Regions from separate parts of the Mus musculus genome. Here region 2 is linked to region 1. Evidence: chromatin loops called from intact Hi-C (ENCODE). Cell type or tissue: heart. All regions are shown on one strand. Each heading gives the region's core, and the rest is flanking DNA. Links, peaks and the distances in the headings are about the cores only. Region 1 holds the start of Mrtfb (myocardin related transcription factor B). Region 2 has its middle 31 kb from the start of Gm32596.

Region 1 (16,760 bases), core at 4,122-12,121:
ATCAGAGTACTCAGGAGGCAGAGGCAGGAGGATCTCTACAAGTTTGGGGCCAGCCTGGTCTACAAAGCAAGTCCAGGATAACCAGGACTATTACAGAGAGAAACCCTGTCTCAAAACAAAACAAAACAAAACAAGGTCATGGAGTGAGTATCCTCCCTGTTGCTCCTTTTAGAGATAAACCAATTCCAGCTTGGAAAAAGCTAAGCAGTCTTTGGAGTTATTCCTTTAATGTGATTTTACTTTTTTCTTTTATTTTCCCTGAAAAAAGTAGGAAACAAACTGCTGAGACGTGCCCAATACACACAGCTGCGCAGCACTGGATTCCCACACAGGCTGTGGGGCAAATGCAGCAAGTCCAGCGAGGATCTGCACAGACGCAGATCAGTCTGTGAGCCCCAAACGGACCAGAGGCTGAAGTGTACAAGTAATCCCACAGACACCCTAGCAGACACAGGAATGAGAATGCCTTTCAACAAGTGCATACAAATTTAGGCTCCATAACAGGCTGACAGAAACCATGGAACTCTTAGGGGACAGTGAGGAGCTAGAGCAATGGCTCAGTGCTTAAGAGCACTGATGCGGGGCTGGTGAGATGGCTCAGTGGTTAAGAGCACTGACTGCTCTTCCAAAGGTCCTGAGTTCAATTCCCAGCAACCACACGGTGGCTCACAACCATCCGTAACAAAAATCTGATGCCCTCTTCTGGAGTGTCTGAAGATAGCTACAGCGTACACACATATAATAAATAAATTTAAAAAAAAAAAAAAAAGCACTGGTGCTCTTCCAAGATCTGGCTTCAAGTCCCAGGACCCACATGGTAGCTCACAACTCTTTGTAACTCTAGTCCTAGGGGATGCAACACCATCCTCTGCCTCTATAGATACTGTATGCTGTGGTACACATTTAGGCAGAATATCTATAGACATAAATTGTTCTTTTAAAGAATATCTTTCTTTTTTAAAAATGAGGCTGGAGAGTTGGTTCAGTGGTTAAGAGCACCTGTTGCTCTTGCAGAGGACCCAGGCTCAGTTCCCAACACGCACACGGTGGTTTACGACCATCTAATACTCCAATTCCAAGGGATCCAGTCTGCTCTTCTTACCTCTACAGGCATGCATATGGATCACATACACATGTACAGACAAAAACACTTACACATATAAAATAAAATTTAAAAAAGGAAAGAAAAAAAATGTGAGCCTTCTATTTGCCACAGTGTACCAAGGTGAATGAATACCCAGTGACATTGTAAGGACACAAAGCTAACCTCGGTAATCTATGAGGTCCTAGAAAATGGAAGAAGAAAAATGCAAAGGGCATGGACACATGGTCCACAGGAAAAATGCAGAGCTGGCAAGATGGCACCAGAGGGTAAAGTGCGTGCTGTGTAAGCATGAGGACCCAGGTTCAGATTCAGCACCACATACAACAAAGTGTGGTGCTGCAGAGCTGGAATCCCATGTTTCTACAGTGAGACAGGAGGCTGAGACAGGAGGCCACCTGGGAAGTTTGCTGGAGCTAGCCTGGTGTACACAGTAGCAAAACAGAGATTGTCTCAGGTGGAAGGCGAAGACTGATGCCCAAGGTTGTCCTTTGACCTTTACATGCACAGTTCCCAAACAAGAGTGACCCAGTACACACATTAATTTGGGCTGTGCACATGTCTTTGGTAGTTACTATTACTATAATGAAACACCATGATCGAAAGCAAGTTGGAGTGAATAGGACTTATTTGGTTTACACTTCCACATTACTCTTCAACCCTGAAGGAAGTCAGGACAGGAACTCAAACAGGACAGGAACATGGAGGAATACTGCCTACCTGCTTGCTCTGTCTTTAATATAGTAACCAGGACCACCAGCCCAGGGATGGTACCACCCACAGGGTCTGCACACTCCCATATCAATCACTAATTAAGACAATGCCCTACAGGCTTGCCTGCAACCAGGTCTCCTGGAGGCATTTTCTCATTTAAGGTTCCCTCTAGTTAGATGACTTTAGCTTGTTTGACATAAAAACTACCCAGCACAGCATGTAATCTACAGATGATTTCACAGTCTGTGGTGTGTGTTTTTAGATTACATGGAAACACTATCTCATTGTATAAGACTCAAGCAAAACTAGATTTCATCATCTACACAGAATCCTCTACTGAAACTGGGGAACAACCATACTCCTGTAAGTTCTAAGTGGTATAACTTGTGGAGGAAGAAAATATTTATGACAATTAAAACACCAAACTCTCTTACCTGTTAGTCCCTCTTGTGAGAGTACATCAGAAACATGCTTGTCTGTATATAAAAACCATAAACATTCAAGTTTTCATGGGGCTGGCTAAGCAAACCCAGGACAGAGAGGATGCCTAGAACTGTTTAAAAATGTTTTCTGGGGTTGGAGACACCATTGGCTCAGAGGTTAAGAGCACTGGCTGCTCCTGCAGAGGACTAGTTTTGATTCTCTATATTCACATAGTAGCACACAACCAACTGTAACTCCAGTCTCAGAGTCTCTAATACCCTCTTCTGCCCTTTGAGGTCACTGTACACATGTGGTACACAGTCTTACATGCAACCAAACACTCATACATATAAAATAGAAATGAATACAATCTTTAAAAAGTGTTTTTTTTTCTGCAAAAGAGCATGTAAATCGAGTAACTAATGGAAAGTCAGTGAAGGTAGGCTGAAGTATACTGCGCTTTATACAGACAGAAAGATTACAAGCTACTGACATTTGCTTCTATCTACAAAGAGAAATGATGAACATATTTATAGCAAACAGATAAAGGCTATGGGGGGGAGTACCCAAGAGAACTGGAAACTTGGCTTTCTGAACATGCCCACATTATTTAAGTGTTTGAGTCATGTGAACACTTTGTCCATATAAACAGAATTCTTAAATGTTGAAACAGTACTCCCACAAAGAGTCTGCCTATAAGCCAGAGTCCAAATTTAATGATTAAGAGGAAATATTTCCCTTAAATTCTATACTGAATGGCAATTTTAGTATGACCATGACAAAGAGTATCTCCCCCTCAGTCAAGCAAAGCATGTGATGATGCTAAAAGTCTCTGAAGCAGCAGCCACAGCTATGACTGGGTAGCATGCAAATTATCCCCTTGCCTGCCCAGACTCCAGTGGTGGCCAGTAGTCCTGGAGACACATGCTCTACTCTGCTGCTGTCTCTGCATTTTCATGTGTACGTGATGTGCATCGTGTGTGCATGCATGTCTCTGTGTATGTCTGTGCAGATGCATACGGAGGCCTCAGGTAGATGTCAGGAATCAGCCAGGATTGTTCTTTCACCTTATTCATCGAGGCAGGTCATCTCGATCAAACCCAGAGCTCACTGACATGGTTGGTCTCACTAGCTAGCTTGCTCTGGATGTGCCATCTCTGACTTCCAAGGCTGAAATTACAGGTGGGCCACCACACCCACCCAGCATTTACCTGGGCTCCCTCCAGTGCTAAGGCTTGTGGCATAAGCACTTTAACTGTGGAGCCATCTCCACAGCCCCTCAGCTGGCACTTCTCCCAGGCTCAGCTCACACTTGTCTGCAATAATAAGCCCCGGGGCCTTATGAAGAGCTGCTAGCTGGGGGAATCACCAAACATGAACAGCAAAGAAAACAAGTCTACCTGGGGACAAAGTACTCAAGCAGTTGTTGTGCAGTTGGATTTCCTGTGGGCCCACGCTGTTGTCAGATAGCGCAGACACCAGGAGACAGCTCTCCATATACATTGCCTGCTTCCTACAGTCAGTGTTTTCAAGCACATTTCTTACTAAGCAGTAGTAACTGATAATTACTAAAATTAACCTAAGGATGACCCATTCCAAAAAAGTTATAAAGAAAAGGATGAGCTTTGCAGAATGGAAAAGCAACTAAAGCGGCCAATTAGAATAACTCACATTCACCTAATTCGTGCACAGGCCACTACCGCACGTGAGGCTCTCCTCTCAACATTAAAAAAAATCATGGCTCTGAGAGTGACTGTGATTTTTAAATCTTCAGAATAAAAATATCAAGTTAAGATGGAAGGATCTAGAAAGGTGAGTAGCTTCATTTTGCAAGTCATTCTTTGGATTCAGTTTTTATTGTTAGAAATCAACCAATGTTTGTATAGTCCTATTTCCCTTAGATGGCATCGTCAAGACACACTCTTAATTCATAATTCATACTTAATTCATTTAAGAACAGGTAGGTTGTGCTGGCTGGTCCTATGTCAACTTGACACAAGCTAAAGTAATCTGAGAAGAGAAAGCCTCAACTGAGTTTAGCTTGTGAACAAGCCTGGGCTGCATTTTCTTGACTGCTGACTGCTGTGGGAGGCCCAGCCCACTGTAGGCGGTGCCACCCCTAGGCAGGTGGTCCTGGGCTCTGAAAGAAAGCAGGATGAACAAGCTAGTAGTGTTCCTTCCTTCAAGGCCTCTCCACCAGCTCTTCTTCCAGGTTCCTGCCCTGAGTACCTACGCTGACTTTCTAAAATGATGGACTGATAGGGAAGTGTAAGCAAAAACAGACCTCTTCTTCCCAAGTTTCTTTTGGTCATGTGTTTACCATGGCAGAAAATCCTAACTAGAATAATGATTAATAAAAACAACCAAAACAATTGGCCTTTTTTTTACCCTGGAACTGGATAGTGTTTGCCTAATGCAATAAAAATGAATTACTTTCACTTAGATGAATTGTTCAACTTTACAAGGGTTCATTGTATCTATGTCTAGACAACTTTAAATGTGGCATCCTATTTTCATAAGTCTTTACTTAGATGTTAATTTCCATAGTGCCTTTCTAAAGTAATAAGCAATACAGAATAAATGTTCTATAGCAAGAAGCAACTTATATTTAAAGAAAAAAAGGCAAAAATAAACTTTTTCAGATTTAAACAATTTGGAATTTACTGCTGTAGCTACAAATGGACTGAGCTGAACTTTTCTTGATTTTTTTTCCCCTTCCATGGAGAAGTTTCCAATGAAGACAAGCTTGTTTGTGAGCCAACCCCTAGAACTGCTTAGATAGGTAATTTTAGTTTTCACTTTTGAGCACATCTGTATTCTCCAAATGCACTACTATCCCTAAGTAGAAAAGGCTCCGGGGCTACACTGGTACTCAAGGACACTCCCAACAGCCCATCACCATCCTGGCTTCCAACTCCACTCTCACCTCATGCCAGTCAGCAGTTCAAGTGTGACCAACATTTCCAACAAGGATTCCCCCAAAAGAGAAACAACTGCAGATGAACAGGTACTAACCTGGCTCCTGAGAGCCAGAGATGATGATCCATGAAAGAGTCCCTAGCCAGAGGCTGTCTTTTTATGTATCAGACTCACAGAGAGAATTTTATTTTTACTTCCCAGTGAAAAGTGTGTATTAGATTCTGCTGTTATAATTAGCTAGATAGTGGAGCGTGTGCTTTATATAGTGGTTCTCAAGAGGGCAGAACTGTCCCCATAGCACATTGTTAGTTACTGAAGAGACTCCTAGACGGCAGCGGAAAGCATCTGCAGTGTTTCCAGCCCTGGACCGAGAGCCATCTAACACATGAGTGGTGGAGGTGATAATGAAGGCTACCCTGGCCCACTATAGATTAACATACTTTAGGATTCAATATTGAACCATGTGGCAAGTCATTCTCGAAAACACCCACCACCCTGCCCCAATTATGTAGTCCAACAAGGTGAAGGAAAGGGAACTGTGTGAACTTCCACAGCACATTACACCTGCATCTACTAGACACACATGGAGCATACTGCCAAGTGCAACAATTTCAATCTTCTATTTCCTTATTACTAACAATAAGCATGAGGGATTTTGTGTACTCCATTAAATGTAGAGAACTCGGGCTTTGTATTGGTTACAATGTAGCCTGGAATACAGCATCCCTGGAGGGCTGTATTATCTGAGCCTAACCAGAGACAGGCTGTGATTTATCTTGCACGCTGTCAGTCAGCCTACATTGTTTTTCTCATTAGCATCAATTACCCCAAGTAACACGGTTTTATCTCAGGTCCCAATCTTTGTTCCTGACTTTGAGACTCACTGTCCCACAAGTGCATGCGTACATACGTGAGTGTGTGTCTCCAAACATACTCACTAGCCGCAGGGTCCGTGATATTACGTCCTACCTAGCTGGGTGTCTGGGCTGCACTAACGCCATAGCACGTATTTCTTCTTCACATCTAAAGGAGAGCACTCTACTGACCTTGGATCACGTATAGGAAGATATAGTATGAACTTCGTGTCAGGGTGGCAAACATTTGCCACAGAACCAAAAGTTAGGAACTTCACAACCGCTCATCCTAAGAGTGCGATCTCAAGCTTCAGAAAAGAATCAAACTTTTCAAAGTTTCTTTGCCTGAGGCAAACCTTGAGCTATCCTCGTGGCCTGAGACCCTACACCCGCCGCACCCCTCGTCACTGTCACACCGCGTCTGCTCATACACAGGGCCAAAGGGTAGCTTCTGAACACTGAGAACTAGGCAAAGTTTCAGGGACAGAACAAAAGCGGTGGAAAACTTTCTCCCTGGAAACCCGGAACGCTGCGTGCGTGCAATTTCGGGAGGGCTTGCAGACACACCCTCTGCAGCCCCGCGGGGACCCCAGGGGAAGAGCCGCGAGCAGGGCTGGGGAGGAGGATGGAAGGTGAGTCCGGGGCGTGGGCCGTCCCCATCCCACCACGTCCCCGTCGAGTGGCTCCGGCCAAGGCGCTGCTGCACCTCACTGCAGTTCCAGCGTGGGAGCGCGCAAGCGAAGCGCCTGGTACCAACTCCAGGCTGCCCGGGAAGATCGGGCCGCGGCCGCACACAGGGGACCCCCGACGAGGGAAGCCCGGACCCGGTAGCCCCGAGACCGCGGCCGCCCCGCCCCGCCCCGCCCCGCGCGAGTCCCGGGACAGCGCGCACCCGGAGGCGCCGCAGCAACCTCGAGGGGCCACCGAGGACGCGGGCCTTCCGTCCGTCCCTCTCCCGGGGCCCGGCCTCGCCCTCCGCAGCTCTCCCCTGCCTCAGTCCCAACGGCCGCCTCGCACCCGCTCGCCGCTCACCTCCCCGGCCGCTGCCGCCGCCGCCGCCACCGCTGCCGCAGCTACCACCGGATCTCGCGAGACTTCGCTCCGCCCCCGTGCTTACCCTCCTCCCGTCTGAAGGCACGGAGCCCGTCCTGGAAGCTCCAGGTAGCGCCGAGCCGACTCCCGGAGGTTTACACCCTGCTTCCCTTCTCCCACCCGGCATCCGCCCTCGCCCCTGACCCGGAAAAGTTAAAACCCAGGTGCGAGGCCGCCCGCTCCCGCCGCGCTCTCACCTGGCTGCCCCGGGGCGCATGCGCAGCTGGGCTGCGGAGCTGGGAGCTCTTTGGTTGCTGCCTAAGCTCTGGCTGCTCCCAGTCAGATAGATGGTCAGTCAGTGCCGGCTACCCTAGCAAGCAAACAGCTCATGCTGCCTCACTAAGTGCATTCTTGCCGCCTCCCCATTCCAGAAGGAGGTTGCAGCGGACGAGCAGACCGGCCTGTGGAGTCGGTGCGTTTCTGATGCCACACCCGCACCTGTAGGAACCCCTCCTCTTGAGCCCTGCCTCACTCTCCACCCCTCTGTAGTTCTTCCGAGTGGAAGAAGTGACCCCAATAGGGGGTCTGTTGCAACCCATCTTAATGCAACTAGACAAGAGAACGCTTTTCACACTTTCTCCAACTCTGTAGAGCCCTAAAAGCAAAATATGTTCGAAAACAGTGGGAGAACCCAGGATAGAATGGTTCATGGACATAGAGCCAGGGCATTCGTGGAGTTAGGTCAGCTGTTCGGGGCCACAGGGGGTCGCATATCAGATTCTGTGTATCATTTACATTGATTCATAACAGCAAAATAACTTTATGGTTGGGGGATCACCACAACATGAGGAACTGTATTAAAGGGTCCCAGCATTAGGAAGGCTGAGAACCACTGCATTACGGTGTGACTTCTTCCCAAAAGAAAACTTAAGAGTAATTGCTTCTAAGGAAGAGAGGCTGGCATAGTGAGATGCACTAAAGTGGGTACCCATAACCTCGTGCCTTAGAGTTTTACTGCTGTAAACAGAAAATTGCCATGACCAAGGCAACTCTTATAAGGACATTTAATTGGGGCTGGCTTACGGGTTCAGAGGTTAAGTCCGTTATCATTAAGGCAGGAACATGGCAGCAACCAGGCAGATATGGTACAGAAAGAGTTGAGAGTTCTACAGCTTCATCTGAAGGCTGCTAGGAGAAGAATGGCTTCCAGGCAGCTAGGGTGAGAGCCTTAAAGCCCATGCCCACAGTGACACACCTACTCCAACAAGGCCACATCTTCTAATAGTGCCACTCCCTGGGCAGAGCATATACGAACCATCACACTTCCGAAGCCTGCAATAAAGAAAATACCCATATGGTCTTAGTAACACAGTATTTGAATTTGCATGACTCTAGGGCCTGGCACTGCCTTGTGACAAGGTCTTTGTCTTAGTTTGAGTTTCTATTGCTGTGAAGAGACATTATGACAACTCTTATAAAGGAAAACATTTAATTGGAGCTGGCTTACAGTTCAGAGGTTTAGTATAGTATAGTCATGATGGGAAACATGGCAAAGTGTGGGAAGACATGGTATTGGAGAGGCAGCTGAGAGTTCTACATCTGGATTTTCAGGCAGCAGGAAGAGAGATTGAGCCACTGAGCGTGGCTTGAGCTTTTCAAAACTCATAGCCCACCTCAGTGACACACTTCCTCCAAGGCCACAGCTCCTAATAGTGCCATACCCTGTGGGCCTATGGGGGCCATTTTTATTCAGTCTTGTTTTGTATATTCCTGTGAGCTGGCCCCTCTGTGACAGCTTCTGCAGAATCAAGAGCCTGGAAGGTTCTATCTCATCCCTGAAAACTGCACTGAGGCCTGCTAAGCTAACCCATCCTGATGATCTCATAGTGTCAACAAATGTGGGTCCAGACCTTCCTTACCTGTGCTGCCTGGAAACCACTCCTCTTACAGAGACCGAACATATAGATGTTGAACGTGATGATGTAGCCCAATAAAATGGGGTGTGGATGAAGAAAGGAAATCCCAGACCTCCATAGGCAGGTTCTCCAGGGAAAGAACCAACAGATACCCTATAGATGCATGAGAGGACTTACCATGGATGCTAAGACCCACAATATGCTGCCAGCAAGACTAGCAATGATGGAAGACGCGACAAGTTCAAGTTCAAAGGCCTGAGAACCAGAATTGCTGACGATATAACTCTCAGTTTTAGGCTGAAGGCCCAAGAAAAAGGAAGGAGTTGGGAGGGAACTGGCCACGTCTCAGAGTCTGAGAATCAGAGCCTTTGAATGTCTCCTGGTGAAGGACAGAAGACTGGTGTCCCTGGCTCTACAAGACTGTACCAGTTTGTCTTCAGCTCTTAAGGCTTACTCGGCCCACTGAGGCAAGTCTTTTCCAGGCCTGCCTCACATTGTCACACACCTCAGTGGAAGTAGGTGTTGTTTCTTTTTCACAGATAAATTCAACAAGAGTCTAGACAATGAGTGGACTTGCCTAAGGACACGCAATTGGTGAGCGGCAGTTAAGAATCCCATTCTAGGTCATTGACTCCAAACCTACAAACCCTGCTTTGGTGACCTACAAATTCTTTCCTATTCTACTGTACATTCCTATTATATGTAAAGGCATGCACATGCCTAGTGTATGTAAAGGCATATACTGCTAATACTAGCACCCAGGTCTATCCCTGGGATCCACATGATGGAAGGAGAAAACTGACCCATACAAGTTGTCTCTGACCTCCCATCCTACAAATTTCCTGAGATCAAGATTTCAACATAAAGTTTTACATGTTTCTCTCTGGAACCATACTGTCAGTGGTCTCATTGAAAATAAGGCCATAAATAGACTTCGCAGGATGAACTAAGCTAACATACACGGTGCATTTGTAAAAGTATACTAGCCAGACTGGGACACTCTTACATGGGAAAGAACTCTGTCGTGCCTGTCTCATTCCTTTTTTTCCAATATAAACTCCAAATCAGGTTGGAGGATGTTCAACCACCAGTACTTTCTAGCACAATGGGGAAAACCACAAAACTATACTGGTCTCACCTAGCCCAGACCATTCTTGAATACACTACAGAGTTAGAAGATGAACTTGAAGACCCTCTGCCTCTACCTCCTGAGTGCTGGGATTATGGGTAAGTGCCCACACTTGATTTGTGGGGTGTTGGAGATTGAATCCAGAGCCTCCTACACAGTAGGAAAGATCTCTGCCCATTGGGCAGCACTCCCAGCACAGTGGATTTCCTCCTGGTCATTGAAGAGACTGTCCCTCTCCGGAGCTTTCCCAGCTTCCTATAAGAGGAACCATATGTTTTGTTTGTTTGTTTTGTCTTTTGTTTTTTTAAGGCTCTCCTCCACTTATACAGGAAAAGCTACCCGACAGTGTAAAATATCTTACTCTGGAAGTCACTAGGGAGAAAGCAGCCATGGACGCATATACAAGCAAGCAAACAAGGGCACAGGAAAGATGAATAAATCAGAAACTTGTTAACAAAATTGTGGTGGGACTGGGGTTAACATCAGTGACATTGTGAACAGAGTGACAGGTTTGTAGGAACTGTCCATCACCTTAGGCTTTGTCATTCCCAAATTCAAGTTTCTAACCCGACACAAGCCATGTCCCGTGTTTCCACCATCAGCCTGTTACAGAGCTGACCCTCAGAGGAAGTAGCAACATCCACAAGGGTGTCATTGTTTGAGTACTAACATGGGAAGTGATGACTACACATGTATCTTCTCAAAGGGTCAAGGTATTCAATATAGTATGTGGTATCATTAAGGATGTAAGGTATCAAAATGTCTTTTGATGCATGAGGGACTTTATAAATGCCAGTAATAGGGTTTGGTTAATGTCCCAATAAAAATACTTTAAGCACTAACTGACAAGTATTGTATTACTAGCTATGAGCAAGACCATCATTTCATGTTCTAGAGGGATGGAGGGAGGAGTCAATAAGAGCAAATGAGCCCCCTAAGAGGGAGTTGGAGGGATAGATGGCTTAATGTGCCACTGTGAGGACCAGCATTCAGATCCTCAGGACCCACATCAAGCCTGGCATGATAGCCCACATTTGTAATCCCAGTGTTCTTACAGCCAGATGGGAGAAAGAGACCAGTGAATGGCTGGGAACTTAAGGACCTTGTCATGCTTGGGCACACAACATAGAGACCCTGTCTCAAATGAACACCCAGGTTGTCCTCTGAACTCCATACACATGTTATGGCATCTCTCTCTCTCTCTCTCTCTCTCTCTCTCTCTCTCTCTCTCTCTCTCTCTCTCACACACACACACACACACACAAACACACACACAATATACATACACAACATTTTTTAATAGCTAGAAGGATAGGGGAAAAACATGATTGAAATGAGTTCTTAAGTATACACCAGAGATAGTAGGAGTCTTAGCGTTCTCTTGCTGGGAAGAGACACTATGACTAAGGCAACTCATAAAAATAAAGCATTTACTTGGGGGATGGCTTACAGTTTAGAGGGTTGGTCCATGATCATCATGGTGGGGGTATGGCGGCAGGGAGGTAAGTGTATGCTGGAGCAGGAGCTGAGAGCTTTACACCCTGATAGCAGGTGGGAGACAGAGAGAGCAACACTGGCCTGGCGTAGGCTTCTGAAACCTCAAAGCCATTCTCAATGACACACCTCCTCCAACAAGGACATATCTCCTAAGGTGCCAAACAGTTCGTCAACTAGGGACTAAACTTGCAAATATATTAGCCTGTGAGAGCCAATCTCATTCAAACTCCCATAGTAGACAAGGTATACAGGTGATAACATTCTAGAGACAGGGACAAGGATCAGCAAGAAATACTGTGGATTGCTGGGAAGACATGGTACCTGGGGGCCTTTGGAAGCCATGTTTGCAGCCAAATGTGGTGACACCTGATTCCAGCACTTGGTAGGATGAGACAGGATTTTTTAGTACTGAGCTACAAAGCCAGATCAGGCCCTACTTCAACCACAAAAAGATCTGCACATGCCATGAACATGTAGAGACACTGGAAAGGAGGTGACTGAACTGAATCAGGAAAGTGCCCAGATGGAGATTGGGTCAGCCCAATCTCATCATTGTGGAGCCCTCCATATCTACCCAAGGGCTTAATCAAAGATGGGTTGTATTACTTCTGTTTCTATGATAAAAATACCCTGACAAAATGCATCACAGGGAAGAATGTTTATTTGGTTTAGAGTTCCAGGCTAGAGTCCATTGTTGTGGAGAAGTGAGGGGCAGGAACCTAAGCATCTGGTTGCATCATGTCAACAGTCAATACCAGTCAGAAGTGAGTGTATCCATGCTGCCTCCCTGCTCACTGTCAGCTAGATTTCTCCACGCCACCTCTCATGGTCTGTCTTTCAGAGTGGGTCTTCCCACATCAATTTACAGACAAGGCACCCCCAACACACAGACACACCCACAGGCCATCCCTCAGTAAGACTTCTCTTAGGTGATTCCAGGATGACAGTTAAAAGCAATCAGCAGACAGATCAGCTATAATCGACATCCATTGCATCTGTGTGCCAGGACCAATTCTGGCATCCCAGAGTCAACCGTGAGATGCAAAATGTCCACCTCTTTTCCTACTATGACAAAGGACATGATGTCTCCAGCCAGCTACTAGTCCCACAGAGGCTATACCCCATATGAGCCTCTATCTGTTGACGTTAATAAGAGCAGCAGCCCAGATTGGATGCTGATGACAGCAGTGGTAGAAACCAGGGTGGGCCCCTGACACCCAGCACTTGGAGGTGGTAGAAGGCTGCTAGCCCACCTTTCAGTGGTGAGTTCACCTGGTCAGACCTACAATGTGGTCTGGGACACTATTAGAAGCTTAATGAGAAGTTCTCCCTCTCTTACAGTGCCTCTGTGGGCATCTAACATCTTTTACCCTTCCACCTTTCTGCTTGAAGCAGCTAGGTGCTTTAAGAACTCAAGAACTCTGACATTACAGAAGCCAAAGCAAGCTGGAGCCTGGGAGACTTGGAGGAGAAGCTTGTTGGCTACAGGGGCAAAGGCAACTTTCTCTGCTGTAACTGAGCATCTCTGGAAGTCAGCACACTCTGGTCACAGTGCTTTGCCTATATGGGATGGGAGGCATCAAGGCAGAGAACAGAAAAGCCAAAATATCTTGGCTCCTTGGTGACATCAGCATGCTGCTGGGAGGCCTCCAGACCCACAGAGCCCTGGACAGTCCCTTCACTGAACTAACAGTGACCCAAGCATCCACACTGGCACAAGATGAAGGCAGCAGTTTCTGATGAGTAAGCATGCACAAAACCCAGCCGTGCCCGGGCTGCTCCAACTGCCGTGCAGGCTGTGTGCACCCTTCTCCCCATCAGTCTTATCCAATTCAACCCTGTCGGGATATAAACATTTCATTCTGGAAAACATATCCTCTCCCTGCTCTTCCCGGCCCTTTGATGGGCAAAGTGGTCTGGGAATTCCCTCCATTCACAAAACAAGTAAGGAGGAAAGTTGAAGGATGTCCAGATTGCAGGCTTTTAACCACTGCATCTAATGGCATGTGCTACCCAGCCTCGTTACATTAGAAAGTAGAAAGTGTAGCTTTGAACCAGCTCCCTCACTCTGCTGTAGAGGATAAATCCAGCTTTGTCTCTTACTCTCTGCTCATGAACTCACTTTCTGTTTTGTTTTGTTTATTTGGAACAGGGTCTCATGTAGCCAGGGATGACCTCAGAGAGCTCCTGGTCCTCTTGCCTCTACCTCCCAAGTAGAAGTAGAATACCTACTGGAATTGTAGGTATATTACAGCTGCCCAGTGTCCTGCCTAGCTTTGAACACATGTCTTCAGGCCCACTGTGAAATGACGTTGACAGGACCACCTTCTTGGAGGTTGATTACCATTGGTGCTGCTCAACAAAGGTATCTGGCTCCCCACTGTCTATGCATGCATGGTGGTACTTCCTGGTTCCCTCCATCAGGTCACAGTCTGGTCAAAGACTGTGAATAGAGAGAGAATGTGGCAGTTTCTGGGACAACATATTAAGAGCTAGAGGTTTATTAATATTAAATACTAATAATAATTAATAATAATAATATTAAAAGGCAGGGTTCTATCTGTAGAGCAGGGCAGTGCTTTGGAGAGTAGTGGCTCTGCCAAGCAGAGTCCCCAGCCCACACAATTTGGGCTAAGCATGAGCTCTCTGGTTCTAAGCCATCTAGAACTCAGCCTTGATGGCTGTCCCAGTGTGCATTGGTCTGTCTTGACTGACTGTTTTTTCTTCCATAGCTATTAGTCTTTTATTTGTGAATTCAACTGAGGAAACACTGTTTTAAATGGCATCTGTACTGAGGGGATAACCTAAATAAGCAGTATGGCAACTCGTTATATCACATTTAGTCTGTAGTGTATTAAAGCAACCCGAAGATGGTTAGTCTACAGAAGGTTACAAATACTATGCTTAAATATTATGCCATCTTGCTTTAAATATTCTATAGTGTGTGCTGTGTGCTGTGTGTGTGCGCTCTGTGTGTGTGTGTGTGTGTGTGTGTGTGTGTGTGTGTGAATGTGTGTGCATGTGTGTGGGTACATGTGTGGACATTTGCATGTGGAGGCCTGATGTAATGTCTCAATCAGACCCAGAGCTGGCTGATATGTAGTCTTGCTGGCCAGCATGCTCTAGGAAGCCCCTGTGTTCACTTTTATGTAGGTTCTGGGGATCCAATCCTGGTACTTACTACTGGCTCATACACTAACCACTTAGCAATTTCCCCTGCTCTATTATGCCTTCTATATAAACAATTGGAGCATCCATGATTTGGAAATCCCTGGGGGCCCTGGATACTTAAGAATGACTATACATGCAACGTGATTCTTCACTCATTGATTCAAAGTGTTCTGCTTAGCTAGACTATAGGAGAGCTTAGGCTGAAGCCCTGAAGATTCCAGTTATAAACATCTGGGGCCAGCCTCCTACCACTGCCAAGCTGATATTTCTACACACCTGTGATCTGTCCCTGCAGGTCTAGAACTCAGACTCCACTTTTGAGGGCCACATAGACTGAGTAAACAAAGATATAGAGTTAAAAGAAGTTACCATAGGAACAGGGCAAGCATCTGAAAGACACAGCATGAAGTGGGAACATGCAGGCACTTTATAAGTAACAATGCCTTGCAGGTAGTACAAAATCACTGGCAAAGTCGGTGCCCAAAGGGATGACAAGGTATACAGCTTACCAACCTAGCATAGAGTATTACTTGTGTCTGCTTTCCAGATGCATAGCTACTTTGCACTAGGCCCTCATCTCTTTAGCTTTTGTTACTTAATGCCTTCACCTTGAGCCATACCTTACACTGAACACCATCCACACTTAGGCTCCCACTCCGGGATCTATCTGGCATGTATCTTCCCTCCAGTCTCACTACCTTGTCTGCAGAACCCCCAGCCAGATATTTGAAGGCTGGGTGGTACTGTGACCACGACCCACTGAGTGGCCCTGACCCTGCCATGTTGGTGCTTCAGTCATCAGATTGCAAATGTAGGGGGGTGGCAGAGCCCTGGCTGACTTTCTTTCAGTCATGTGACAAACATTAAACACTTGTGCTAGTGTTTTCCCCAACAGGAAATCCCAGAGGGTCCTTGGGAAGTTTATGCCTGGTGACATTTTCTTCAGACTTCCTAGAGACAGCTAAGAAAATATGGGCTCACCCCAGACTCTCTCTTTGGTGGCCTTGACATCTGGCTGTGGCATGGCAGGGGTTTGTAGTCTATTCCTGGTAGAAGTAGTGGCCACCTGCTGCCAGGGAAGGGGCAGGGTCCAGGCATCACTGATATCAGAAACATCAGCCTTGGCTACCTTAGTAATTGGTTCAGTAAAACCAAAGCCTTGGGTCTTAGTGAAATGGTTGTTGTGCAAGCATGAGGACCTGAGTTCAAATCCCCATTGCCCATGTGAAAAGATGGGCATCGAGGCACTTGTCTGTAATCCCAGCACTGAAGCAGCAGGTGGGGGCAGCTCCAGTACCTGCTTATTGACCACTGAGCTCCAGTTTCATGTCAGAGCCTGTCTCAGAAAATAAGGTGGAGAGCAATTGAGGAAGACACAATGCTTGCCACATCTGGCCCCTCATACTTGTACATACACATTAGTATATATGTGGGGCACTAACACACTTTCAAAGCCTGACTACCCACATGACAGACAATCCTAATAGGATCAGTCACACAGTGAATATTGACCAAAGGCTATTCAGGGTTTTCTTCCAATGCTTCCCACTTGTAGCTTTGTGGCTACTGAACAGTACTTCAGTTCTCTGAACCTCAGTTCCTCAGATATAAGATGGGATTGAAGACAGCACTTACCTCATACAGTGTGAATCCAGAAAGACACCAACTCAAGAGCATTGTCAAACTATGAAGAAGGTGGTGAGATCCCAGCCACCTTCACATCCATCCTGGCTGCTTCCTAGTCAAAGCTATAACCACTGCTCACATGCCCCTGACGACATCACCCTGGGTGTGACTCACCACATCCTCTGACCCTTCCTGCCATCTCAAAGTAGCTTTGCTAAACATTCCTTTCGAAGATGGAGAGTGTTCTTGGAACTCTCCAAATACGTTCTACATTGTCTCAGGAAGGTTCAGGGTGCAGGCAATGATTCAGACACCCAGTCCCCAACAGGAAATCCCAGAGGGTCCTTGGGAAGTTTATGCCTGGTGACATTTTCTTC
Region 2 (16,760 bases), core at 4,052-12,051, 65 kb after region 1:
GGAGCTCAATGACTCTGCTCTCCTGGCTGGCCAGCAAGTCCCAGGTATCCACCCACCTTCCCCCTGCTCCCCATATTCCTACACTAGGGTTACAGCTGTGTCCCATCACATCTGGCTTTTTACGTGTATATTGGAAACCCAAACTTAGGTCTTCATGTTTTCTGCAAACACTTCACAGGCTGACCTATCATTCCAGCCCCCATGCATTGAGTTTTGAACTGTATCTTTATAACAACAACTGGCACAAGCTAGTCTATCTTAACCCTGGCCTCCTTCCCTCATTACAATATCTGCCGGGAGCCAGCATGCATTTGAGCTTCCCCCTCTAGCTTTCAGGGAGAGAGGAAAGAAGACAGAGATAAATGGTGGATGGGTGGGATGTATGAATAGAGGCATGAACAGGTTCGTGGATGGTGGATGGATAGATGGACAGGAGGATGGATGGCTGAGTATGGATAGGAGAGTGACTGGGGTCAGCCTCAGAGCTCAGGTCTGCTGGGAGATTCCAAAGGACTCTAGCACTGCTTCTGCACACGTTCTTAGCAGGCTGGCACCAGGACACGCACTCAGTGAGAGCACTTTCATGAAAGTGCCCTCCATGGCAGCAGCTACCATCCTTGGAGCAGGAAGCTCCCTGCTCTCCCGCACTTAGGCAGGAAAGAGCATTGTGCCTGTGTGTGGGTGGAGGGTGGAGAGACACAAAGACAGCAGGAGCAGAGGGAAGTGGAAATGCAGCAGAGGCGTGCTGCTTAGCAACCACAGAAGAAAATTTAGAGAAGTGACAGGCCGTTTTGCCTGGTACCTCAATAGGAGAGAAATGCAACCTTCTCACACACCTACGGTGGCTGGTCCCACTGCACTGATTGGTGGGGGCTCCATGAAAGTCCTTGGGGCTGTTCTAGTCATGTGGAGGGGCCTGGACAGCCATTCTTCAGGCACAGGAACTGTGTCCTCAACAGCTTGAAAGGGGACATTTTCCAGACCCCACCCACAAGGGGACTAAAGCCTTGAAGGCTAGATGTAAAGATAGCACTTGGTGGGAGCCATTTTTCTCCATGATGTCAAAAGCAGCTCCCCAGGGGAACCAACACTTTGGAAGGCTGGGAGGTTCCTGGGGATGGTCCCTTTAGTCATCTTTTCTGCAGACCCCCCCTCAAGGCCCCAGCTTTGTGCTGTCCTCCTCAGCGAGATCTGTCTGTCTCTTGCTTTTCTTTCTTAATTCGATTTTCTCTGGCTCAGAATCAAGATCAAAAGAGGAAATTCTTTACAGTCTTTAAGGAGTGATTCCCAGAGGCTCACTCTTGAGAGGCATACATAATTACCATAATTATTTTAAAAGACATCTTCTGGCTCACTCGCCCTCTTTTCCATTTCTCCTACAGGCTTGAGGAAAAGGAGGACAGAGACGAAGCTGCAGCTGGACCAGCATACATCATGTTCTCATAACCAAAGTGGGAGAAATGTGTGCTCCCTCAAGGTCCATCAGAGAGCCGTGGGTGGCTGTGGGTGGCAAGGACAGCACTATCTACCAGCATGCAATCTAACAGCCATCTAAAGGGAAAGTTGCTCCCTTTATAATCTGTTTCTGAGCGCTTTCATTTCAGAATGTCTCAAGTTGGTGCTAGATTCAGCCTGGACACCTTCTCCTAAATGGCTAACTTTATTTTTAATGACACCAGCAATATTCCCCAGACTTAGACAGAATAAGCAAAAAACAAAACACACACACACAAAAAAATAGATACACTTTAATAGAAATTGATGCTTCCTCCTGTGTGTGTGTGTGTATGTGTGTGCATGTGAGTGTGTGAGTGCTGTGAGTGTGTGTGTTAGTGCGCCTGTGTGTGGTGTGTGTGCACGTGTGTTCATGTGTATGTGTATGTGAATGTGCACATACTCATGTGTTGCCCTCAGCACTAAATCCTCAAGCCTTCACAACCCCAATGGACTCTTTTATATGTATTCTTGGGATAGAACTCAGGTTTTCATGCTTGTGGAACAAGCACATTATCTACCGAGCCCTTTCCCCAGCCCTGCTGTATGTATATTTTGCAATCTATGAAAGAGGCTTGTTCCTGCTTCTATTAAGAAGACAAATGATAAACAATGAACAGGGAAACTTGGAGAAGCCAGCCAGATTCTTAATCCCCAGTCAAGGAACTGGCTTTTCAGTTAGCATGCCCAAGAAAGGTTCCTGTTGATCTAACTGGCCAGCTGTTAACACGGGTGGGCATTAGGTGAGATGGGTGTGGGGTGGAGCGTGGTCCTTAGATGACAGGTGTTGTTGTTATTGTTGTTGATGATGATGTTGTTGTTTCAGGGCTGGGAACTGAACCCAGGGCTTCCAGAATATTCGACAGCTCTGTCTCTGAACACCCGAGCCTTGGGTGAAGGTGTTTGTAATCTCAAAAGTTGATCATCAGTGTATATACTTTGGGGCACAATTTAGAGAGGCCAGTAGCTGCAAACCCACCTTAGTAGTAGCCATAACTGACTTCCTAGAGTAGACAATGACTACTCAAATCTGGGAATCTAGTGGAAGGAACCATCCCTGGCTGTGGGGCCTGTCACCTGACACTCTGGTCCATCCACAGTGATATCCAGGTCTAGGCAATGAGAGAAGCACAAGGCCTTCTGTTGGTGGTGCTGGGGTTGAGACTTCTCCACTGGCTCTGAACCTCGGAGACTGAGACGTTAGTTTCCCATGGCCATTTCTTTTAACATACGGGGGAGTCAACAGTGAGGCAGTAGAAAAGGATAATGGGGGTGGGGAGAGAAACCCAATCCTGATGGTATCATTTCCATCCCTGGACCCAGCTCTGCCTGAAGCTAAACTCTATACGCATGGTTTTCAGAGGCTACTGCGAAGCCAGTGAATTCTCCTTTCATGTAATCCTGTTAGATTTGCTATTCCAGTCACTTGCAACCACAAGAGTCTTAACTGATGAAATGGCTCAGTAAAAATCCTTGGCAATGGTGACAGAAAGAACCCTAGGCATAGTGTGTTCTCTGGAAGCAGAGGAAGGGGACCAAGGAGTTCAAGAGCACCTTTAGCTGTGTATCTAGTTGAGGTCTAGCTTGGGATAAAGAGACTTCGTCTTAAAAAAGCCAAAACAGAACAGAATACAGAAATAGCTCTGGGGCGTGGCCTACTGAAGTAGGAAAGTGGCAGTGCCTACACATTGGCACATGAACAGTTACCGCTGTCTCAGAAGCTCCAAATGCTTCACATCCACACAGCGCAGGCTGCATTTAATTTAATTTGCAACAATTTTGTCACAGAGGCTCAAACCTCATCAGCATTTTATACGTGGGGAAACTGAGGCCCAGGGACCCTCTGTGAAGCCTAGTGGCCCCAAGACACTTCTGGCTACTAATACTAGCCCCAACCATCAGCCATTGCTTCCTTCTTCCTCCCACCTCCCCTCTTCTTCCCCTACCTGTCTCCTTCCTTCCTTCCTTCCTCTCCTCTCCTCTCCTCTCCTCTCCTCTCCTCTCCTCTCCTCTCCTCTCCTCTCCTCTCCTCTCCTCCCCTCCCCTCCCCTCCCCTCCCCTCCCCTCCCCTCCTCTCCCCTCCCCTTCCCTCCCCTTCCTCCCTCTTCTTTCTTTTTGAGACAGGACTTACAATGTAGTCCAGGCTGGCCTCGAACTCATGGTCTATACACCTCAGCTTCCTCAATGGTGGGATCATAGAGGTGTGCATCATAATCTAGGCAACCTTTTGTGGTGAAAGCAAAACTCTGACAAGGTATGATGGGAAAGTGTGGCTGTAAGGTGTCACATAGCGACACTCATATACTGTGTGCCAGGATTGTCACCCCCAGGAACTGTACAGTATTCAGCTATATGACTGTCAACATCCCTAAAAGAGTCAAGCTCTTTCTGACACATTTCAAATGTAGGACCCCAGGGTGAGATCAGGGCACCCTGTTCATTAGCAGTGTGATATTAGGTATATCTCTTGTCTGCCCTCCAGGAAAGTAGATACTAGCAGCCACAGCTTCCTTCAACTCCCAGGCTATGGCAACATCAAAAGAGAAAGGATTTGCCAAGTCAAAGGAAGGGACTATGGGAAGATACTGGAATTGCTTGACTCCCATAGTGAACAGGCCATGTGTGAACCAACCCCACCTCTTCCTCTCCACTTAGGACTGGGAAGAAGCAGACTGAATGGTGACCTGAAAGGAACCTTTCTGTCCCCAAAGAGAGAGAGATAAGAATTGTGAAGCAGAGAATCAAGCACCACCACGGGCGCTTGAGAGTTTATTTTTACCCTGTTATCTGGATCCTGAAATGTCAGGCTTGGAGCTGCCTCATGCTCCCCGCAGTGTGGCAACCCAGCCTGGAGATGGGCCTCCTCTCCTCCTCTGCTTCCCCTGCCTTTCTGTGAGAGTCTCAGTGCTATGGTGATAGGAGGCATGGAAACACTGGAAGAGAGAAGGGGGAGGCAGGAGCTTTTATTTGGATTTCATACAGGCTCACTTTCTCATGGGAACAGGGCGTGCAGAATGGAGGGCCTTGGCAGTGACAGGCAGTACCTACTGCAAGGTTTGGTCCATGTGAGCTCTGTGTTACAGAGCACACAAGCCCAACCAAAACCAGCTTATATAATAAAGAACGTTTATGTGGCTGAGGCCATTAAAATACCCTGCAGTAGGCTGGGCTTCAGGCGAGGCTGCATCCTGGTACTCAATGCTGTTGCAGGACTTGGTGTCCTCTACCACTTAGCTTTGCCTTCTGTGCCATTGGCATATGCTTGGAAGCCACTCTGCTCCTCTATGGCCTACAGTTCTAGAGCCTTTTTCCTCTGTGGTCACAAATAGCTGCAATGGTTCTAAGTGTCACAACTTTGTTCCCAGGAATAAGAGAGGAAGCAGGGTCTCTTGGGTTGTTTTGGCCTCTGAGTGGGTTCCATGCCCATCTCTCAAGTCAATCACTCTGATGTGAAGGCAGCAAGTGGGAGATACGTCTGAATCATCTTAGCCCAGTCTTGAAGGTTAGGGATGGATGCCAGGCTGCAGACACAAGCCTGTCTTGTGGTTGGTTCGTGTTTTAGTTTCATTCATTCCTCCCCAGGAAGCCTCTGAGGTTTCAAATGATTATTCTTAGTCAAAATGTACCAGTGTTAATTTTTTATCTTAAGTTCATCTGGGAATCTCTGTTCTAAGTGTCCCATGTCTGTGGCTAGAGAGGTGGCAGCGTTAGTAAGGAAGGGCCTGCCATGCAAGCACGGGCACCTGAGTCTGGATCCTTACAGTCATCTTTAAAAAGTCAGTCATGTCACTGCACATGTGCAATCCTAGAGCTGAGGGGGTATGAAGGGGCAGACAGTGGAGGATCCTGGGGCTCGTAGACCAGCCAGTCAGTGAACAATGTGTTTAGTGAGAAACTGTGAATCAAAACAGAAGAGATAAGAAAGAAACCCAATGTTGACCTCTGCCTTCTGAACACACATACATGTGCACATACATATATGCTTCACACATGTGCTACAAACACACACATGCACATATGCATGTGATGCACATATACATGCATATAAACATACACATGTGCTGAACACACATACACATGTGCTGCATCCACATATGAACATACACATGTGCTGCACACAAATACACATGTGCTGCATACACTTAGAAATATATACATGTGCTTCACACACATCACATACAAATGTGCTGCACATACCCACATGCACATACACAGGTGCTGCACACAAATATACATGTGCTGCACACACATAGAAATATACACATATGCTGCATATACATATGAACATACACATGTGCTGCACATACATACACATGTGCTGCATACACACACACACACACACACGCACACACACACACAGAGATACCACATACACAAAAAATGAGATCCTCAAATCTGTGTTCTAAAAGTTTCATCCAGTCTATAAAATCTCTCCTGAAAAGACAGGTTAGAATTTCACATTCATACTCCATTCTTGGAAATCAAGCTCCATCCCTAGCCTGTCAGGCACTTAGTCCCTCACATAGGTTTAGTCTCAGAGCTTCTCCATGCAAGTCACAGGGCTTCTTCAAACAAGGCAATCACCCCCTGCCCTTTGTGCCTCAGATCATCCCACTTGCTACTCCCATTCAGAAGGTTCTCTTCTCACATCCGTTCATGTTCACCACTTCAGGGTGAAAACTGACAAAAGCAACGACCCCTAAGTCTTGGGTAAGACTAGCATGTATGGCAGTATCATGTTCTATGATAGGTTGAACATCTTTTTTAATTCATCAGCTTTAGGAAGCAAGATTAAACTCAACGTAGGCAACACATCGTTTCTGAACTCTGACTCTAGGACTGGCACATTTTAAGTATTTAATGTCTATTTGTTGACTAATGAATGAATAGTCATACCTGAATTGCCTTCTAAAAGTGTTCGGCATAGGACAATTTCTCTGTTTCTCATAGTTTTAAATTGCTGCATGCTAAAATGATGGGCACAGCGGCTGAGCGCTTGCTGCTTGCTTTCCCCGAGGACTAGAGTTCAGTCCTAGTACTTATGACTACTTATCCTCTGCAGCTCCAGTTTCAGCAGCCTCCAAGGACACCGACACAGTCATGCTCATGCACACATATACACTTAAAGCTTTAAAGTTAAGTTTTTCAGACTTTTTTAAAGTCTGAAAGTGGCAGTCACGCTGAATCAGAATAAGAAAACGTCCAGAAAGTCAACAGAAAGAATGGTTCACTCTGCACATTGCAGATCCATAAGTGAAGGTCAAAGTCTCAATGTGAAAAACACCCAGGTGGAGGCCCTGTTGTCTCTATGGCTACAAACTCAGCCAGAGACGTACTAGTCTGTGGCTGTCCTCAGGGCGACTGGGTAACACACCAGCTGTCACAGCTACCACTCTCTGTCCCCAGTAAATGAGTCAGCACCTGGGCTACTCCAGGGGACATAGCTGTTGTTCATTCTTTGGTCAGTCAACCATGCCCCATCTCTCAGTCAGGCTCTCCCATATAAATTCCCCATCATTTGTAATATCTTTATTTTTATGTGATTATTGGGTTATAACATCCACCTTCCTCACTGGACTCCAGACTTTTCAAGAGCAAGGACTGATTCTGCTACACTGAATTACCCGGGTCAATGTTCTACTGCTGTGAAGAGAAACCATGGCCATGGATGGCAGCTCTTATAGAAGAAAGCACTTAGCTGGCCTTGTTTACAGTTTCAGAGGTTTAGTCCTCCATTACCATAGAGAGGAGCATGGTGTCACACATGTCACCAACCCCATCATGGTAAACATGGGTACCGTGAACCTGAATTCATGTCCTCATGTTTTTGTGGCAAGCTCTTTACAGTCAGCCATTGCTCCGACCACCGTTGTGAGCATTTTTTGAATGAAAGACTGGATGTGACTGGAGCCCAGAGGCACCCATCCTAACTCATCTGCAAGAGACGAAGGACATTTACATTTTTCACTTAAAAACCAGCTTGTGTCACATCATCAGCTCTGGCACAGAGGAGAGGGTCAGCAGATAAGGAGAATAAACAAATGAAGTAACACTGTTCCTTCCCAGAGAGAAGGCGGTTAAGTTCACAGAGAGGGAGAATGACGGGAAGATCCGACGTGTCAGTGAACCCAGTCAAGTCCAAAGGTTCCATTCAGACCAAGCAGGTCTGGTTCTAGGGCCACTGAGCCACATGCCAGCAAACAGAGGCAGCTTCTAGCACAAACTGAACTAGTTTGCAGGGGACAATGCTTCTTTGGACTTTGGTGCAGAAAGTTCTGGGTCAGATACTTCAAGTTTAAGTGGGTCATGGCTTTATCAATACGCCAAAACAAAAAAACAAAACAAAACCATCCAGGGTTGTGGTTGTGTCTGCAAGATAACTGGGTCTTTGCTGCCAGTTTGGGAGGATGCTAAGAAGATTCGGATGTTTCTTCCTCGTCACCATATCCTCCTTCCTAGGTGTCCTGGCGGGGTTTCTCTGCACCTTACATTTCACCAAGACACTTGGTTTTTGTTGTTGTTGTTATTTGTTTTGTTTGTTTTGTTTTGTCAATCCCTGTGGGTGACAAGGAGATCACAGCCAATCTTTAAGCACCACTTGGAAACTAAATAACCCCAGCCCTCCTGAAACACACTGAGCACTAATCAGAAATCTGGGTGTGCAAATGTGTTTGGGTCTCAAGCCTCCCCAGCTAACAGAAGGGGCTGACCTCTGACCTACAGAATTCCTCCCCAAACCAGAGTAAAGGGGGAGGGGTTTCCCGAGTCCTAGGCTCTGGCCGGTTCCCAGAATGAGCTCATTGCTTATTCTTAGAGACCGAACTCTCATTAAACAAACAGCAACTATAAATAGAGTGGGGATCCGCTTGGTGTCACCAAAAGGTCCTCTCCGTGGGACAGACTCACTAAAAGGACGTGAGTCCTTTCTTAGGCTACCTGAGTGATACTAAGTGGGGAAGGGTTGCATTTTTTCTTTTCAAGTGTGATCCAGAGGTGAGCTAGACCCTGGGGTTTAACCTGGTTCCTTTGCCCACGATTCCCTCCTCCCCCGTGCACACACTGGCAGTCATAAGACAGCGAGAAGCTCAGCAGAGAAGGGAGATGCCACTCCTCCATCAACACTCCAGCAGGGCAGCTTCGGCAATTCCCTCTGGGAGTGGATCATGGTTCAGGCTGTTTGACAGTGTTCTGGCCTTTTAGATGATGAGATTGCTGAGTCTGAAAGGGAGCATTTCCTCCTGGCTCCCTTCCTGTTACCGAGCTCAGGAAGACATGGATGCCCGTGGCAGACTCTGGGCTAGGAAGTGAAAAGACCAGCGTAAGCCTGGTATTTATGAAAAGAAATAATATGGGGCTCATCTTCTAGTCCTCTTGTGGCTTTGGATCTAGCCACCCTGAGGCCTGCCTGATTGAGAGACAACCTAAGTAGGAGCAACTTGTTCTAACTGGACAGTCATCAGGCCATAGGGTAACAATACCCAATGCTTAAATAACAAGAGCTGTCCTTGATATAGCCTACAGACAAGGACTTTCATATATTACTAAGAGCTGTGTAAAAATCAATTTTGATTTTTCCCCTAACCCCCATGGGCTAGGGCCTATTGCTACCCCTAGAGGAAATGAAGGCATGAAGAAGTAACATACTTTGCACAGGGTAACACAGCCAGGGAAGATATAAACAACATCTACTCCTCCTACAAAGGTTGCAATGACAAGCTGAGGCACAATTCCACAAAAGTTCACTTCCTTACAGAGTAACAGGGAAGAGATTATGGGCAGGAGTGTGGCAGTGCTTAGAGCAGCCACACTGGAGGGTCTGCACACAGCAGGCATTATGACTCTCTAGTAGCCACACAGATGCAGGCCCTTCCCAGTCCTCAGTCTACATTCTCAAGCACCTCCTCCATGAGGTATCCTGAAATTAGGGCAGAATTGTATACAATTGGCTGGGAGAAGTGGCTGAAAGAGTGGTGGTCCTGTGACCCTCCTTGCCCTTCCTTCACAGAGACCACCAACACTCAACAAGCCCAAATGTGAAGATCTTTTGCTAGAGGGCTGAGTTTAACTGGCAAAACTGGTAACAGTTTGACTTGGAGGATAGACATGGACAACACAAGGCCATGTTATCTGAAAGGACTAGAGTGAAGACACTCCGAGCATCCCTCTCAGTCTGAACTGGAAGGAAGTGTCTCATTTACCCTGCTGCCCCAGGTAGAGCCTGCCTGGCTGAGAATGCCAAGCTGGGGAGCCTCTCAAGGCCTCACAGGCTGCAGGCTGCTCTGCTTTGGTGCCACACTGGTGGCGGGAAGGGGAGGGTTGGTTTTCCTTTACTGTTTAGGGCAGCTCAAGGTGGCAGCTTCACTAACTCACAGTAGAATATCCCCTACTTGTCATGAAAGATGGCAAAGCCCAACAAACAATACTTCCCTGCCTGTCCAGAGGGCTCAGCCAGCCTCCCTCCCTCCCAGCACTGCATTTACAGTGCTACATCCTCCTTTGGGGACAGAAGAGCTGGGTGACTATTGTCAGCATGTATCTGAGGCTTTGCTGGGTCCACGGGCCTGCTTTATGTTCATCAGTGGTATGATGCCATCTCCTTAAAAACTTCACTAAGTAAACAGGAGCATTGTCTCTATCAGGAAATTAGAGACATGGAGATTTAAAGCCATAAAAGTTGCAAAGGGCTTTCCAGCTGTGAAGGTAAGGTAATTGTCAGTTTGACAATTCCTTTGGGAATGCCTGCTGTAATGGGAAGAGTTGCCCACTGTGGGCAGCACCATTCCCTGGGTTGTAACCTTGGACTCTATAAATACAAACAGGGATCTGAGTGGCAGCTTGACTTTTCCCCTTTGCACCCCAACTGTGGATGTAATGAGAGCAGCTGCTTCCAGTTCCTGCTGGTCTGCCTCCCCACCGTGACGGACTGCATCCTTGAACTGTTAAGTAAAATTGTCTTCCTTAAGTTGCTTTTGTTGGGATAGTCTATCACACCAATAGAAAAGTAACTAAGACATGAGATAAGGGTGTTGGTTTTCACAGCCAGTACTTGGGAAATCGTCTTGTCACTCAAATCCTTCTGGTCTTACAGACCCCTAGTCCTTAAACAGGATATATATACTGGTGAGATGGCTCAGCGGTTAAGAGCACTGCCTGCTCTACCTAAGATCCTGAGTTCAAATCCCAGCAACCACATGGTGACTCACAACCATCCGTAATGAGATCTGACGCCCTCTTCTGGTGTGTTTGAAGACAGCTACAGTGTACTTACATATAATAATAAATAAATCTTTGGGCCGGAGCAAGTGGGACCTGAGCAGAGGTCCTGAGTTCAATTCCCAGCAACTACATAGTGACCCAAATGTCTATCAATTTGTGAATGGTTACACAAAATGTGGTACATCTATACAATGGAATATTACTCAACAATAAAAAGAATTAAAATACTGATACATTCTACTCTATGAATGAGCCTCAAAAACACTCTACCAAGTGAACGAACCCACATAGACACAAAATATTGCATAATTAAATCTCTATGAAATATCCCATAATGACAAATATGTAAAGAGAGAAGGCAGACCAATGGTTGCCTGGAGGTGACAGTGGGTATGGGGCTGACAGCAGGTATAAGGGTGCCTGGGGAGGCAGAGCCTAGTATAAGATTGACCATGAAAATGCCTGCAAAACTCTATCATTTCTTTTGAAAATCTTTGAATCAGATACTTTTTTATTTATTTTGTTTTTGTTTGGTTTTTTGTTTGTTTGTTTCGAGGCAGGTTTTCTCTGTGTTCCCCTGGTTGTCCTGGAACTCATTCTGTAGACCAGGCTGGCCTCAAACTCCGAAATCTGCCTGCCTCTGCCTCCCAAGTGCTGGGATTAAAGGCATGCACCACCACTGCCCAACTTTTTAAAAATTTTTTGAGGCAGGGTCTCTCTACAGAGTCCAGTCTGGTCTCGAAATCACAGAAATCCACCAGCCTCTGTTTTCCAAATGATACTTGTAGTGGTCAATGCTATGCTATCTGTGAATTCTACTCCAATGATGCCATTGAAAGAGAATACAAACACACTGGCTCGTAGCAAAACTTCCGTAGATGCTGTGCTAGTACTACTCAGTTTTGGACTGCGTGACACTAAGGACTGTTTTGCAGTGGTTAATTAAAAGTGGAACTGAGAATGCTAGGGATGGCCTAGTGCTCGAAGCGTTCTCACGAGGCCGGAGAACCTTGCGTGTGGGTCATCAGCATCCATGTGAATAAGAAAGACGGAGGGTAGCCTCACAGTGCAGCCGTAGCTTTGTCGTCCCCAGTTGGCGCAGCCTCTCAGGTGACACAGCTGCCTTTGAGTTATCTGGGCTCCTCACCAAACTCTAGTAAGCAACCCCAATAAACGCACGGCTTTGCCAAGCTGGATTTTGATAGACTCATTACTTTGGTCTGGCATGGGTGCTCTGTCACACAGGAAAGAGCAACGGAGGAATCCATCATGCTAGAATTCAAAAGGGCTTCCAAGCAGATGAAGGAGATCAATGTAGAGAGCATACCTCTTTAAATTTATGTTGCTGGAACACTGACTAAAATAAGCCAGTTAAACCCACACAGGAAAGATCCGATGAGGCAGAGTTAGAGAAGATCTCGTTTCACTAAGAGAGAGCGAACACGGGGCTGGGCATGGCTCTGTCGGTCAGGTGCTTGCTAGGCAGGCTTGAGGCACCCATTAGGGTCTTCAACTCCATGTAAAAAGCCAGGTAAAGATGTACAAGTCTGTAATCCCAGCGATGGGAAGCAGAGGCAGGAGGATAGATGCCTGGAGCATGCTGGCTATCCAGCTTACTTGAGCTTCAGGCCCAATGAGAAACCTTGCTTTAAAAATAACGTGGAGACAAAGAGTAAGACACTGGAAATGGACCTCTGGCCTTTGAGTGCACACACAGAACAACTCAGCTGGTATAGTGGGGCCCTAATGGGTGCCAGGACAAAAACTGCAGGGAGACATGCAAGGAGTTTTCTAGTTCCTGGGTGAGCTTGTCACTCTGGGAATGATGAGCAGGACAGACATGAAAGCCTGGTACAATCTTTTAAATTACATTTTATTTGGATATTTATCCTAGCATTCAAGGAGCTGAGGCAGAAGAATTGCTGTGAGTTTGAGGCTGGACTGGGCTACACAATGAATTCTAGGGCATCCTGGGTTAAAAATGAGACTCTGTCTCAAACAATAGCAATAACAAAGGAAAAAACAACAATACATTCAGGAGGCAGAGACAGATAGATCTCTGTGAGACTGGGACTGTAAGACCCCAGAAATTGGGGAGACCTCAGCTCAAGTCCCGGGATGAGCTGGCCGGCACCTCAATGACTCAAGAGAAAACCACACCTGATGCAAACTGCAAGAGGCTTTATTGTCAGCTAGCTGAGGACGAACTCCTTTTGCTGTGCAGGGCAGGGGAGTTCAACCACGAGTGGTAACAGTAGGGGACTTTTAACAGCTAGTTGATGAATTGGGAGGAGTTGGGCTACAGCTCTTCTCTGCCGGGTGTCCTTGGTAAAATTACCAAGGCATGAGGAGTGAGGAGTGAGTTATAGCTCTTCTTTGTGAAATTTTATCTCCATGTCCTTGACACAGGGAGCTAGGCAAGCGCCTGGCTAAGTCTTTTTACAATTATCGCATCTCTGGTTGTGAGGTATAGAAACAAAAAGGCTTTTTGCTGGCTATAGAGAACAAAGAGCTTCTTTCTGACTGTATTTTTAGAGATCAGGGGAAACAAGCTTGGGGGAATGTTTTAGGGGCTTTTCCCTTCAGGGAGAAACTCTAAGTCAGGGTCTCACAAGGCCAGCCTGGTCTACATGGTGAGTTTCAGGCTAACCAGGGATACATAGTGAGATCCTCTCTAAAAAAACAAATGATAATAAATAAACAGAAAAAAAATAATGTTACACATTCAGCATCCCAAAGAATAAATGCTTGAGGATGTCTAGTTAACTAATAAAACTTTCCAGCTATTGTAACAGAGAGCCACCCATTCAGCCAGTGATTTACATTCATTGCAGTCTTTTGATGGTTAGCTTTGTCAACTTGGCACATGCTAGAATCATATGGGAAGACAGTCTTAGTGAGGGATTGTCTACATTGGGTTGGCCTGTGTAGGAAGCCGGCAGCAGGTGGCACCATTGCCTTGGTGAGTCCTGAACTATGTAAGAGTAGAGAAATTGGGGACGGAGAACTGGCTCAGTGGTTAAAGGCACTGACTGCTCTTGTAGAGGACCCAGGTTCAGTTCTCAGCATCCATATGGCAGCTAACCACTATCGTTAACTCCAGTTCCAGGGGACCTGACTCCATCTTTTGGCCTCTCTGGACACCAGGCATGCAAGTGGTACATAGATGTACATGCAGACAAAATACACATAAAATAAACTTTAAAACAGAATTTTTAAAAAGGGAAGACATGTAGCTGGGTGCAAGCGAGTGAACACACGGGCATTGTTTCTCCTGCCCCTCACTGAGGATTCGCTGAGCATCTGCTTCGGGTTCCACCATGCGCTGCCTTGCCGTGAGAGAATTCGAGAGCTACCACTCAAAGTAAACTCTTTCCCACCTAGTTTGTTTTTGCCAGGCTATATCATTGCAACAGAATGGAGACCAGAAGCAAGAATGGTCATTAAACGCATGTGTTTTAATCCCCGAATTACTGATACTAGAGAAACTTCAGTGTTGTACAGACAGTTTGCCTCTGTGTTCCCCACCAGAGGCTCCCATCCTCCCTCTGCCACCCCCTCTCCCCCATGGCAAGCACGGTATGCACACAGCTGGTTTCTGGGCTGCTTCCTCCTGCAGCAGCCTGGGGCTCCCTCTCTCTCCCCTATCTTGAGACATTCTCCCCACCTCTGTGTCTCCAAAAACCAACACCCAACACTCCTCCTCATAACTCTCCAGGTGCCTGTTCTTGAGACCTTAGAGAAATAACAAGCTCAAGGGAGACCATGGAAAAAGTAGAAGGTAAACAGAGGTCAGGTCACAGACAGTTACGACAACCATAAAATTAGTCCTTGACCAGACACCCACTCCCCCATCTCCCACTTCAGTGCTATTCCACCCTCTACTCCCCTTTCTGTGAATATTCACACTATTCCTAACCATACTGTATATAAACCCAATGTTTTCTGGACTCAGGATCGTTTGCCAGCATTCACACAGTGAGTGTTAGGTGGGCGAACAGAGTTTGAACTTGAAACAATAAAAGACTCTTTTTGCGAGTTGCAGTGGACTTTGCAATTCTTGGGCTCATCTGGGTTTCCTGTGGGCTCAAAGCACAGCACATGCACACAGGAACAAAAGGATGAGTGGAAAGCCAGAGACACACATAGCTGCAGATATCCATGCAATACTACATAGGTACAGTTGAAACCAGCAGGCTGGCCAGGGGCTGTAGCCCAGTGGTACCTGGCTTGCTAGCATACACATGGTCCTGGGTTCAATCCCAGTGCCACAAAACAAAGTGAAACAAACCAGTTCAGCAAGTAGCTCCCTATCCTAAAAGCTATTCCTTATCAGACACACTGATATGCATTTAATGAAACACTGACAAATACAAAAGCAAGAACAAAAGTTTCAGAAAAATTTGGATGTATTTTACATATCAAACAAAAGGGAACCGAAAAACAATGAGATTTAAAAGCATACACTTTTAATGGGAAATGCAAAACAGTGAAAAAAATTAAAAAAAAGATTTGACATGTTTAAACAGTATCTATAATGGACATAATACACACACACACACAGCTACACTCACACCACTGGATTGTACACACACACACAGAGCCACACTCACACCACTGGGTCACACCACACACACACACACACACACACACACACACACACACAAATACACTTACACCACTAGACTGTACACACACATGCCCACAGCCACACTCATATCACTGGGCTACACACATACACACAGCCACACCCACACCCACACCACTGGGCTGTACACACACACACAGCCATCCTCACACCACTGGGCCATATACACACACCCACAGCCACACTCACACCACTGGGCTACACACACACACACTCCAGATTCAAGCAAACACAAATGGTCAAGACACATAAAAAATGTACCCTTGACTCGAGCCCCGGGCTTCCTGGCCAGCGGAGTTGCCTGACACCCGCAAGGGCCCACACAGGATTCCCCACGGGATCCTAAGACCTCTGGTGAGTGGAACACAGCGCCGGCCCCAATCCAATCGCGGAACCTGAGACTGCGGTACATAGGAAGGAAGCAGACTACCCGGGCCTGACCCGGGGCAAAAGCCCCTTCCGCTCCACTTGAGCCCCGGGCTTCCTTGCCAGCAGAGTCGCCTGACACCCGCAAGGGCCCACACAGGATTCCCCACGGGATCCTAAGACCTCTAGTGAGTGGAACACAACTTCTGCCAGGAGTCCGGTTCGAACACCAGATATCTGGGTACCTTCCCTGCAAGAAGAGAGCTTTCCTGCAGAGAATACTCTACCCACTGAAACCAAGGAGAGTGCTACCCTCCCAGGTCTGCTTATAGAGGCTAACAGAGTCACCTGAAGTACAAGCTCTTAACAGAGACAACTATAACAGCTAGCTTCAGAGATTACCAGATGGCGAAAGGCAAACGTAAGAATCCTACTAACAGAAATCAAGACCACTCACCATCATCAGAACGCAGCACTCCCACCCCACCTAGTCCTGGGCACCCCAACACAACCGAAAATCTAGACCCAGATTTAAAAGCATTTTTCATGATGATGATAGAGGACATCAAGAAGGACTTTCATAAGTCACTTAAAGAATTACAGGAGAGCACTGCTAAAGAGTTACAGGCCCTTAAAGAAAAGCAGGAAAACACAGCCAAACAGGTAGAAGTCCTTAAAGAAAAACAGGAAAACACATCCAAACAGGTAATGGAAATGAACAAAACCATACTAGAACTAAAAAGGGAAGTAGACACAGTAAAGAAAACCCAAAGCGAGGCAACGCTGGAGATAGAAACCCTAGGAAAGAGATCTGGAACCATAGATGCGAGCATCAGCAACAGAATACAAGAAATGGAAGAGAGAATCTCAGGTGCAGAAGATTCCATAGAGAACATCGACACAACAGTCAAAGAAAATGGAAAATGGAAAAGGATCCTAACTCAAAACATCCAGGAAATCCAGGACACAATGAGAAGACCAAACCTACGCATAATAGGAGTGGATGAGAATGAAGATTTTCAACTCAAAGGACCAG

Evidence for each region. Peaks named below come from ENCODE experiments on the same cell type or tissue, not always from the same donor. Only the 100,000 strongest peaks of a DNase experiment are listed, where the experiment ranks them.
Region 2: it touches region 1 in a loop (3-fold over the local background); 6 of 42 quality-filtered maps call a loop at or near these places.

What each region holds. Positions count from the first base shown.
Region 1 is chr16:13,246,839-13,263,598 of GRCm38, reverse strand. Mrtfb (myocardin related transcription factor B) reads right to left here and starts at 7,118. Exons shown (of 17, transcript NM_001122667.2): 1 at 7,045-7,118. In heart, for the core only: a CTCF peak has its summit at 7,251; a DNase peak (open chromatin) is centred at 7,268; H3K4me3 peaks cover 2,159 bases; H3K27ac peaks cover 1,765 bases.
Region 2 is chr16:13,181,476-13,198,235 of GRCm38, reverse strand. No RefSeq gene overlaps it. Among named protein-coding and RNA genes, the nearest start is that of Gm32596, 31 kb to the right of the region's middle. In heart, for the core only: no CTCF peak of the experiment used is centred there; DNase peaks (open chromatin) are centred at 4,475 and 8,275; H3K4me3 peaks cover 342 bases; H3K27ac peaks cover 4,406 bases.